2 separate regions of the Mus musculus genome follow, and region 1 is linked to region 2. The links are chromatin contacts, found by Hi-C or POLR2A ChIA-PET in ENCODE. All regions are on one chromosome and are shown on one strand. The core of a region is the stretch at or near the end of the contact, and the rest is flanking DNA. Distances in the headings are between cores, read along the strand shown.

The links. A loop is a pair of places that touch in the nucleus more often than their neighbours do. ChIA-PET counts read pairs that join two places held with the same protein, here RNA polymerase II (POLR2A).
Region 1: a map of heart shows a loop between it and region 2 (6-fold over the local background). The contact joins two enhancer-like sites. A Hi-C loop is called at or near these places in 9 of 37 maps with a recorded cell type or tissue (T-helper 17 cell, gastrocnemius, heart and 1 more). POLR2A ChIA-PET finds 5 or more read pairs at or near these places in 1 of 5 experiments (Patski).

What each region holds. Positions count from the first base shown.
Region 1 is chr3:52,084,365-52,090,728 of GRCm38, forward strand. The region is part of intron 1 of Maml3 (mastermind like transcriptional coactivator 3); the gene reads right to left. Among named protein-coding and RNA genes, the nearest start is that of Maml3, 17 kb to the right of the region's middle. Within about 2 kb of position 4,152, at least 1 of the 3 ENCODE cell types and tissues checked has a DNase peak (open chromatin) inside an H3K27ac peak, as active enhancers do; it is heart, where a contact is called at or near this core.
Region 2 is chr3:52,041,420-52,047,365 of GRCm38, forward strand. All of the region lies in intron 1 of Maml3 (mastermind like transcriptional coactivator 3), which reads right to left. Among named protein-coding and RNA genes, the nearest start is that of Maml3, 61 kb to the right of the region's middle. Within about 2 kb of position 3,957, at least 1 of the 3 ENCODE cell types and tissues checked has a DNase peak (open chromatin) inside an H3K27ac peak, as active enhancers do; it is heart, where a contact is called at or near this core.

The DNA of each region.
Region 1 (6,364 bases), core at 2,902-5,401, 43 kb after region 2:
CCAGTTCGATTCCTAGCATCCACATGGTGATTCACAAACATCTATAACTCCATTCCAGAGGGATCTGACACTCTCTTCTGACTTCTGTGGGCACCACGCCTGCACATGGTACACAGACACACGCATGCCAACAAGACATTCACACATAGAATAAGATGAATAAACAAGCAATCAAAACGGGAATGCCAAAGGAAGGGAGAGAGCCCCTTCTTCAGCTCTCCTGCAAGTACAGAGGTAAGCCAGAGAGAGATGTGGGAAAGAGTGGACAAAGACAGTCCTTACAAAAAGCACTGACAGAGGTTTCCATAAGTCACTTCACTTCCACACATACCTGGTTCCTCAAAACACCAAGAAATGAGGCAAGAAAGCAACGCACAGGTAACCACGGCTCGTGGCAGCTGTGCAGTCAAGAGAGAGAAAAACATCTTTTCTAACTTCATCTGAGATCGCCTGAAAACTCTGGGCTTGGTGAGGTTATTAGAGAAAGGTTAAACAGGAGAACAGATAATGATCCGACTAGGGACCCATGTCAGGATTGTTTGAACAGTACTCAGAAGCAATCGCTAGCGAGAGCTGGTGACCACTTTAGTGGCACTGGGAGAAGGCAGAGTCTGCGAGACAACCCTCCTTACAGCCCTGGGAGCGGGTAGCTGAAGCCTTTCAGTGCTGTACAAACATCCCTGGAGACACCAGTTCTCAGTTCTTTCATCCGACATGACCAGGTACACACAGCTCAAAAGTATTTCCTTCATTTCGCATGTCTTCTGGCACTATTCTTGGTATCTGTTTAGATTTTGTTGTCATTGCTACTTTGGTTTGGTTTGGTTTAGTTTTTCAAGATGGGTTTCTCTGTGTGACAGCCCTGGCTGTCCTGAAACCCTCTTTATAGACCAGGCTAGTCTCAAACTCACAAAGATCCTCCTGCCTCTGCCTCCCAAGTGCTGGGATTAAGGGCATGTGCCACCACGCCCGGCCTCCATTTAGGTTTATAAATATGTAGCTTTACAGACATAACTGCACACACTCCTCTTTCACGGAAGACTTTGGAAGTTTGGGATTTCTAGAACAAAGCTGCCCAATAGTGTATCAATGAGCTCACTTCACAGTGCTAGTACTAACTGTCAAAAATATGTTGACAGGCCAGACATGGTAGTTCACCCCTGTCTCAGCACTCAGGGGGCTGGGGCAGTGGGATCTTGAACTGGAGGCCAGCCTAAGTTATAGGAAGAGATCCTGACTCAAAAATAACAAAAATCTATATAACTTAAAAATTAGTAGATAAACTTTGTCCAGCCCTAAGTCTCATTCTCGTATTCAAGTGGTAACGCTGCCCAAAGGAACTTGTGCTGTCAATCACAAGGTAATGAACATGAACCTCTAACCTCTCGCACTGGCTTGACGTCCTTGATACCTTAGGATGATAACTACATGCTATATAACTCTACACACTCCCCAGATGATAGTTATGATTGAATCACAGGGCATTTTGTGACTGCTTGGGACAACAACGAGAGGACCACAAAGTGATGGGTTGTGGTGCCTGCCAGCTATAATGCAAAGAATTCCCACAATTCAACTCCAAGAGTCCTCTAGGTATTCAATAATTACAATACAAATCTCATTAGGGCACAAGGGTATACACACACACACACACACACACACACAGAATTCAACTGTCCTCAGAATCCCCAAAGATCCTATTTCTTTTCTTTTTTTCTTTTTTTTTTTTTTTGGTTTTTTGGTTTTTCAAGACAGGCTTTCTCTGTATAGCCCTGGCTGTCCTGGAACTCACTTTGTAGACCAGGCTGGCCTCGAACTCAGAAATCCGCCTGCCTCTGCCTCCCAAGTGCTGGGGTTAAAGATGTGCGCCACCACTGCCTGCCAAGATCCTATTTCTTAAGAGTTTATAAAAACAGCATGGTTCGATTTCAAGATTCTGATTTCTTCTTCCCAAACTGGAGCGGTGAAACTACGGACAGAACGTAGAGCCCCAGTGCTGTTTGGCTACTTGCTTATTTGGTCCCTTGGAAAGTGAGCAGGGTCTTGCTATATTTGTCTCCCAAATGCACTGCATAGCTAGAATATCTGCTAGCACTCTGAAAATATAAAATGACTGTAAAGATATTTACAAACTTATGGGTGGGCTGGACAGTGAGGACACGCATGACGGTCAGGCTACCAAGCATGACAACCTGAGTCCCAAAATACACATGGTGATGTAACCTCTACATGCACTCCATGGCATGTGCACACACACACACACACACACACACACTACATGTTACAAAAAGATACTTAGAAAGTCCAAGGAAACAGGATACTTCAGCTATAGAAAATGATACCCCTGATTAATTAGGACTCAGAACGTTTGTCATTTCTTACCTATCTTCCCTTTTTTTTTTTTTCAACCTTTTTCCATCTGTCCCCTCTGACTGCCTGATTTATCCCCCACTTCTTCCTTTTCCCATCTTTGGTCCTCATCCTCAAGAGGTCGAAGTAGAACAAGGAGGGCCAGGATACAGAAGGAAAGCATGCAGCTTGTTCTACTGACCCAGGAGACCCAAGGGAAGGAATTTGTATGGGTGCAGAACCCAGGAGAAGCTCACACACAAGTTGCTGGTACAAACTAATTAGCAAGTCAACAAAACACAGGACCCCACTCTTGCCTCAGAATATTCTGAACCACTTCCAGGGCATGGGACAACAGTTCCTAACCCCCTGCTTAACATGGCGAGTACAAACTCACAGAAGGTCTCCAAGCAGAGTAATTCTTTGAACTTAAAAACACTTTTTTCAAGGCCAAAAATATATCAATTCCCATAGCACAGCCCAATGTGTAAATAAAAATCTCCGATTAGTCATTAGTAGGACATACATACATACATACATTCATACAAGAGACAGCAGCATTGGCCTTGAAATGACATTTCTTCATGAGGAAAAGAAATAGATTTATCCCAACATCATAACCAAATCAACCTTCATAGGTGTTCTACACCAAAAGGTTTCATAGGAGCTAGGAAATGGCTTAGGGGGTAAAGCCCTTGCCACAGAAGTATAAGGACCAGAGTTCAAATCCCCAGTGCCCATGTAAAGGCTCAGTGGATGTAACAGCCCACTTGTAGTCCCAGCACTCTGTGGAGGCAGGTGATTCCTGGAGCAGGCTGATTGGCTAGACAGTGGTAGCGACGTTCCTGCCTCAAGATGGAAGAAGAAAGCAATGGAGGGTGATACCGAACACCCACCTCTGGCCTCCACATGCACACACACAGACAAGCACAGATACATACATACATATGAGAGAAGGACGAAGACTTCCTAGAGACCAAGAACATGGAGCTTTTTGGTGTTCCTCAATCAAAGTGTGAGTGGTATCCATTTCCTCCATGCATGCAGTTCCTGGAATAAAAATATTCTCCCTCACGGGCACAATAGCCCAGGCTACAGCCTCCCCTCCTGGAGTGTGAGCCTCGCTGGGTCTCGCCTTCTGCTGTGTTTGAAAGAACCTTTCCCAGGGCCATGTGTTCTTTTGGGGATCATTTCCATATTTGGGGGAGCAAAGAAAAGGAGCCAGGGTGGGTGGCCCTAACCAACAGTGATCAGAGACATCCAGGACTCAGGGAGACGGAGAAACCCTGGTCTTGGGAAGAGTCAGCACAGTGGCAGAGGAGAGGCTTCAGAGGAAAGTGGAGTTAATCAGCCTTTTTATGCACACACACATGCTGGCTTCACACATTCAAAAAATAGACCCAGGCTAAGCATAGGGCCTGTTTTAGCCCTATGTAAAAACTGGATAGATGGCGACTCTCTCTTTTTTTGTAGCAGGAGCCCTGCCTCTAGCATCCGAGCCAGTCTTAGCTAGCTGAGCCTTAGGAGTAGGGAAGCAACTTGAAAAGGGCTCTGAAAAAATACAAACGACTCTCACTTTCACCAGGAATACTGAGTATCCAGGATTCTATACATTTATCAATTAATTAGGTTGTACGTAAAAAAAAAAAATGCTCTCTTTGTAATAGTTGCCACGGAGATATCGTGTAAAAAAAGGTCCTAGTGTGTATTTGTGGGACAAACGGTTTGCTGAGTGACCAAAGTCAGGAGCAATGACTGCTTACCAAATGCAAGCTGCTGGGCTTGGCCTGAGACTGCAATAGTACAGCAAGCCTGGCCCGGGGCCAAGAGCATGCCTGCCAGGGAGACAGGAAGTCACTGAGAGCTCCCACAGACCCATGGCTGAGAGAGTTCCCCAAACAAAAGGCAGCCACTGACTTCCACAACCGGCCTGCCATGAGACCATATGGTCAGCAGTATTGTCTCGCCACAACACAGAGGCCTGTCTTCAGGGGCCTGTGCCTGTAGCTGTCGACCCCGTATCTGTCTTAGGATTACTTCACTATTTTACGACTTTTCTGGGAATTCACTTCCGTGTAACCTAGCTTGGTACACGGCGAGAAAAATGGTATCCTCCCCACCCCCCCACCCCCCCATCTCCGATTTAGCCTGATGAGTCACCTTTGTCTTCACGGCAAAAGAGTAATGAACACCAAACCTACTTGCTATTTATTCACAGGGCACGGAGGAAGGGAGTGGAAGGGACCGTGTGGACAGAAGGGAAAACTGGACACTTAAAGTTTCTTGCTCTGATCCCTGTTGACGCTGGGTTTAATTTATAGGGAGACCCAAACCTTTTGGCTCATCCCTTTCTTCTCTGGGAGTACCCACTTCAAAGAATTCTCTAGTCACTGTGTGGAGACCCTGCTGCTGAGAGCCGCCAAAGGCGAAGACAGATTGGTTCGCCTATAAACACCTGACAGTCATTTTCTTCCTCAGCAGAACTCGTCAAAAAGCCCCTCCCAATAAGGCATGCTCTCCCAGAATATTCCAGCTAGATCCTCTCTGTCTCTTCCCCCAAGATCATGACGATCCCCACTGTGGATAAGGGCTTGATTTGGTTCACCAAGGAAAAAACCATAGAAAAACTAAAGACAGTGGAATGCCCAACCATCTAGTCTTTGCCTTTAGGAGTCTCGTGCTCTCTCCCTTCTCCCCTCCCTCCCTCTTTCTCTTCCTCCCTCTCTTATTTCTCACTCTGTCTGTCTCTGTCTCTTAGATTTTATTTTATGTGTGAGTGCCTTGCCTGAATGTATGTATATGCACTAAGTATATGCAGTGCCCGAGGCCGGAAGACAGCATCAGACTCCCTAAAACTGGAGTTACATACAGATTGTGAGCCATCATGTCAGTCCTGGGATTTAAACCAGGGTCCTCTGAAGAAACAGCTCTTAAGTTCTCAGCCTTCTCATGTGTTGTTTTGTCATATTTTCTTTTAGAAACAGGGTCTCATATATCCCAGGAGGGACAGGAACTCAACAGATAGCCAGTGATAATCCTGGTCTTCCGCCTGTACCTCCTAAGCGCCAACCAGAGATGTATGTCAATATGGCGGGTTTCATACAGTGCTCAGAACCGGACCAGCGCTTCCTGCATGCTAAGCAGGCGCTCTGCCACCTGAGCTATATTCCCAGCCCAATCTCTTACTTATTCCACACTTTCTTATTAGTCCAGAAAGTAGAAAATTAAATACAACAGTGGGGTAACCCACACCACTGAGGCTCTTTCTTTATAGAGATTAAGACCATTTGCCCCACACTGAGAGGGACAGGAAAGTCAAGTGAACATTGACCCATTCATACCCCTGAGGTTCACCACCCCAACTATAGGAGCTGCCACTGGGAAAGGGAAACTAATTTTTAAGGTCAGGTTAAATAGTTTCCTCAAAAATAATTCAGAATTATGAGAAGTTAAAGGACGCAGTGCACAGCCATAAGGGTTTGCCAGTTCTCCTCCTGCACCAAGCACCTTGAGTTCCTCCACTGGAAAGTCCCATTTTAAAAATTAAAAAGGCCATTTTGTTAAACTATGGAAAATGTCTGTTTGGAAGAAGAAAATCACAGAAGTCATTGCTTCATTTTGTCACCTGTGTGACCCACCGGGCTGTGACTCTTGACATGGGAGAGTCTCTTGTGGGGACCATTTTCCCCATGTGGAGTAACTGCAGCCTTGTCTTAGGCAATCCTCTAGCTGCTTCCTCTTGCGGCCTCATTTCTGTAAGTCTGTCAGAGGTAATTATCTCTCTTCCCAAATTTATTGCCCTTCAGTGTATCATAAACTCATAGATTACACAAAGTTGATGAAAACAGGGGAAGTACGAGCCGCGTTTTGGATGGAAAGACGGTCATAAATAATTATCCTGAGCATCCACTATCTCTGCTGATAGACTGAGTGAATGACAGAAGTACTAGGGAGAACCACAGACAGCCAGTCTCCTTTCCTCACCCTTATATAGCAGTCCCCACCCCAGGAGCCA
Region 2 (5,946 bases), core at 2,707-5,206:
TAGGCTCCCACATAAGCACATGAAAACAAAATTGACCCGGTCAAAGAAAGAACACCTTTCTCTTCTTCCTGGGCCTCACCCCTACCACCTGCCAGCCTCCCACACTCCTTCTCCAGGGGAAAACAACCTGCTTTAGCATGGTGTAGCTGCCCAGGCATCTAGGTGGACTTCCCTAGGTTCCTTACATCCAGTGGGTATTTCTCTGACCAAACCATCTCTTTATTCCGTTCCTGCTGCCCAGGGACCTGCTTCACTTCTGCCCAGACGAATATCTTCCGAGCTGCCAGTTTCTCTCTGCATCGCTGGCCTGGTCCCTCCCCTGGACACTCTCCTGGACATTTTGTGCAGCCTCCTGACCAAGCTTCAGTGGGTTCTCACGGCAGAGAGTTCCTCTTCAGTAGCTCTTTATCTGGACCGTTCTAGGGTGTTAGCCCATAGTTTCTGGGGAGTCACGTTTTCTTAGCGCTTAACAAGATTCTCAGTCTCCTCCAAAGAGATTTAAAATGTGAGCCGAAGTTAGAGGCTTCACTGCGCCCATTTCAAGGCATCTAGTTAGTAAATGTAAAGTTACTAATGGAGGATCTTCATCGTATCTTCCATAGTTCAGTTCCTTCATGGGTGATGCTGCATAAATCATTAATCCAGGAACCAAGGAACTAACAGTCGTAGGACAGTCAGACCCGCCAGCTTGTCAACTTGAATGATCCACGATGGGGACATCGGAAGGGAACGCATGGAAAGATGGCAAAGCTAAGAACGTTCCCATCAATTAGTTATGGAGAAGAAGTGTTGGAGAATGCAAAACAAGTGTGGGGCCTTCAGCGGAAGCTCTGTTATCTCCCACCTAAGGCAGATTCCAGGGAAGATGTGCGCCCACCGAGAAGGAATGTGTTAGCAGATGAGCATAATCCACACACCTCCCAAAAGAAACTAATTCTTCTCAAGTGTTATCACAAGTAAGCCTCAGTTTGCCCAGTAACAATTATAAAATGAGTGAAGCCCCTCAGCGACAAGCAACAACATGCCCTTAATCCCAGCGTGATCTAGCAGGTGTGGCTGGGGACTCTTAGCACAGGGAATTCCCGGCTCAGCCCACGTTCTTAATTAGCTCCACAACCTTGGGCAAGTCACTTCACCTTCCACCCTCGGTCCCCTCACCCTGGTAATAAGAATCTTTGACTCTGTCCTTTTTTTTTTTTAAGATTTTTATCCACTTCTAAGATTTGACTTATGAGTATTAGTGTTAAGCATTTGCCAACACACAGGACAGTCTGTAAGAAACTCAAATGCATTGTGCTAAGTGAATAATCCAGATAACTGGTGTGTGTTTATATTCGCAAGACAAATGATGGGGGCGGGGGGAGGGCACATTGGGATTCCTAGAGATTTGAGGGATGGAACTGTATGCTGCAGTGGGGTTATCTGAATAGTCCTACTAAGTGCTGGGAAAAATTATCTGAATAGTCCTACTAAGTGCTGGGAAAAACCAACTATTTAGTTCTCAAAATAAGCCTACACCAGGAAATACTGTTATCCTGTTTGGCAGCTGAGGCAATCCAACGACTAGCAGGTGGCAGTGACAGAATTTAAACCTAGACAGCCTAGTCCTTTACTACAAAGCTAAGCCACTGTACTGAAACATTTTAAAAGTCCTGTGCATGCGTGTGAACAGGTGTACACGTGCGTGTATGTTTGTGTTGTACATGTATCAAAGGAGAACCTCCAATACTATCCCTCAGACACCATCTGTCTGTTTTTTGAAGACTGGGTCTTCATTTTTCTGGAACTCAAAGAAAAGATCTGCTTCCCCAGCTCAGGGACCCCCAGCCTTTGCCACCATTTACGTCTTCCACAAGGGTTCTACGGATCAAACTGGGGATTGCATGTACATCCAGCAAGCTCTTTTCTGACTGAGCCATCCCCACAGCCTTGGACACGCCTTTCTTTAAATAATGTATTCATCTTCTTGGAGAGGCCATGGTGACTGCTACATAAGCCATGAAATCTCACTTAGCCTTCCTTCAGAGGATAGACTGAAACCCTTCTAACAGTGACAAGCCAGCTTCCCTACCATGACCTGGTGACATCCTGGAGAAGTCTACACTAGGTACCCTCCAAGAAGACTGTCTGCCTGCCAGGCACAGCTCCTAACCAGACTACTCTCTCTACTCCAGACAGGCTGGCTGGGAACTAAAGAGTTGTCTAAATGCCTTCCAGCATCTGACAGTTTAAGATGTGAACTTCCATTAGTTAGATACCAGATTCTCCTCCAGTTAACGCTGGTGTTTTCCTGGTGTTTTCTACCTCTGGTAGTGGAAGCATGGCCTGAAGCAAACCAGTTCCTATTCTGGAAATGGCCGGCTCTCTCCTAAAGTAAGACAAACTAATTCATAGCTATAACCCAGAGGGAATACTTAGTAAAAGGGGAGCGAGACCATGCTGTGCTGTGTGGGCTGAAGGAAACACACAACAAAAACAGCAAGCCTACCAGACAGAGGTTTTTAAAAAAGTGTTGGGCCCTGCAGAGTTCTAATGCAGTAGACAGCAAGTACCTAGAGGGAAAGGGCTCTCAGTGCCTCGTGTAGTCTGCTTATCTCAAGTCTAAACCAATCATCTTGATGGTTGGTTATGGCCAGGATAGGGTTTAGTGGCCTTTCTGAGAAGAGCAGGAAGGCCTAGCCCAGCTCATTCTAGACTGGATTCCTCTCCCTACAAGGACCCCGCCTTTCTCTGCAGTAAGGGTTTCTACTGAGTAAGCAAGAGAGAATTCATAGTTTTATTGATTTCTCTCACTCTGACTGGAAAGGGCTACAAGCCGCAGGGAGGTGTCGCCTCTGCTGCTTATTGCTATATCTGACCGGGAAACTCAGTTTTGGAATAGAAACTTAATAGAAAAGAAGAAAAAGGAAAAAAAAAAATCAGAGGGTTAATTGCCTGCCTGGTGGGAAAGATGGCAGGTCTGGCTGAGTCGAGGTCCTTTGTGGTCACCAAACCCTTATGACTGACAGTTATCACAGTCACCTCCTACTGCAAAGCAACTTTTACAGCTTTTATATCTCCAAATGAAACCAAAGATCTGATCTGCCTACCAGAGTCAAGGACACAAATCTCTCAAACTCTCCTGGGGGCAAGAGGGGAATGGAGCCTGGAGCTGGGAGGAGAGACTAGGCAAACTTGCCTTTCTCCACCCACTCACTCTCATCCCTAAAGTAGAATAAAATAAGCTGGGAGGCCGGGTAAGGCCTGTTAACCCAGAAGCCTGCCTCCAATTAATGTGATATTGCTCCTTTAAAACCCTGTACGAGAACGGCCCGGCTGCTGCTGATCCCAAGGCTGCGGCACGGTAATTGTCACTTAGCCACTTAACTCCCCGCAGCCCGGCTCACACGCTCCTTGAGGTTTATCTCTCAGCCAATTACTGCTGTCATTTGCGTTTCAATGTGTGGAATCAGAGGCCAGGCCCAGGAATACAGCACAAGAGAAACCCCCTTGGGGGACAGGAGCCTACTAAGACCTAGTGGCTGATGGGGTGAGACACAAACAACCCACCAGGGTGGGAGTGGCCGAGGGGCTTCCTCGAAGGGGAGGCCCACTCCGGCTGGGCTGTGGTCCTTTTCGGGCCTCTTCACTGGGGCAACCGAGAAGACGAAACATCTCGCTTAAAACATCGCGTCGGTTCCAAATAATGATGGCGATAATTAAAAAGCAACAGAAATTTAGCTGTGGAGCGATTGTGGACAGGAGGCAAGGTAATGTACAGAAGCCGGTCACAATGAACGATTACTAAGTCAGGACAAGCAAGAGAGACAGAAGCCAAAGCAGAGAACCCTCATTTTAGGCCACACTGCTCTTTCAAGCAACGAGGGGGGGGGGGTGGAGTCAGGTAGTGGCGGGATGGGGGTTGGGGGAGGGGCACTTAACCCTTTGCTAGTTCCGCCCTAAAATCCCTGGGAACTTGGGAGCCTCCTCAGCTAGCCCTGAGTGGGCACACCAGAGCTTGCTTTTGTGGTCTCTTGGATTTTAGGTCGGTAGCAAGTCTCTGCCTTTTAAAAGAAGACATGTAGGCTTGGCACAGTGCCACCTCGATCCCCTCACTAGGCTGACTGAGGCTGGAGGATCCTGAGTTACAGGCCAGTCTGGGATACATAAGAAGGAGGTCTCAAAGCGTGCCCTGTCCTCCCCCCAAAACATTCCTTAAAGGCACAGCCAGGTATGAGATGAACCAGAAAAGAAAACAACAACAACAACCACCATTTATGAATCCTCCTGTGGAGAGTCAGGTTTGGCAAAGATGCCCTCCCTTGAAGGGTGAATGGAAGTGGATCTCAGCCTCTTAGGGTTTGGTTTTCTCTGCCTCCCACACAAAGGCAACATTTCCTGCACTGTATTATAGTTTTTATTCCTAAAGTTTTAAGCCATTCCTGTCTACCCAGGCAACTTTATAGCTGAAGTGAATTAACTTAGCTGGGGGTGGGGGGGGGGTCTTCATTTGGAAGTGGATCTACCTGAGGAATACACACATACACACACACACACACACACACACACACCCTGACCACACAAGGTAGAGAAAGAAAAGAAGCAGAGAAGAAAGCTGTGGGAAGGCAGCTCCCGCAGGACACCGTAGGACTACTGTGACGACGGACCAGCCGGAGGGGTAGGGAGCCAACTTCAGTCTGTGAGCCAGGAGGCTATAAGAAGCACGCTCCCTCTGACATTCCATCCTCCACAACTCCAGCAACCACAGGAGGAGGGCCTAAGCCGGAAGAGACCTGTTCTAGCTGGATCTATCTCCGCCTGTCTCTAGGTTGAAAATAAAACTCTGAACTTCTCTGCCAATGAGCTCTGCCAGGCCCGATGACGTCCCGGCACGTCAGTTCTATTTGCAGGCAAGGTCCCTGTGCACCAGGTGAGGAGGAGTCTGGGCAGAGGACTCTGGGATGGTGGGCCTGACTTCCCACTGTGCACAGCCGAGATCTGAAAAGAGCTGCCGGGGTGCTAGTAATTGCACACGTCAGCGAGAGCTGTGCAAAGGAGAGTGGGCTCAGAGAGAGCTAATTGCTATCCTCGGGCTATGTGCTCCTTGTTGAATACCAGAGCGGGAAATCTGATCTGTGCAAAGCAAAGGAAAATCACCAGTAAAATAAAACAAGGAGGCAGCCTGCCCACGCTGGCCACAGACTCCCATTTGTCCTTCCCTCATCTACCGTCATCCTTATTATTAAGAAAATCTATAAATCTGGAACTCTTAGATTTCTTTCTCTTTTCTGTCACTGGGGACAACTGAGCACAGAGACTGGCTCCTCAGATAATGGTGGCCCCAAATGAAGCTCCTAAGGATCCCGAGAGTCTAACTTTCTCCTCCTTTTCATGTCTGTTTGCAAGGATTTATAATCATCGTCATCACCATCATTATCGTCTAAGCAGAACCACCATTTGAACCTCTCCTTCCTTGCTTTCTCCCACTTCCTCGGTCAGTGTCTTAGCTCATTAATTCCTGGCTCTCTGGATCCTGAAGTGTGCGATAAGCTGCTCTTTTTCTTTTGTCTCAAGGCCAAAAAGACTTTCTGGAGAGGCAAGCTCCACAAGTCCGGCCCTCCCGGCCGTGAGTGACAGCTTAGAGGAGCTTTGGCAGCCTGCCACCGATAGCCAAGAACACAGAGCCGTCCAATCAGCAGCATGAATCCCTTCCTACTGCGACACGGGGGCAGCCTTTCTTCAGCTTGGCTGCTGACACCCAAGGATCTCAGAGTTGCCTCCGCCTGTGATCCTGCCTCTTCCTCAAAGGACCTCACAGTGTACGGACCTTGGGTTCATCCTTCTGCGGTGGTTCCGTCAGATTCAGTTTAATCATGGGAAGAGCTTTAGCTCCTCCCACTTCACACTCCACGCATTTCCTGCTCCCCCTGTCTTGACAGAGCAAAAATCAATGACTCTGCCACTGTG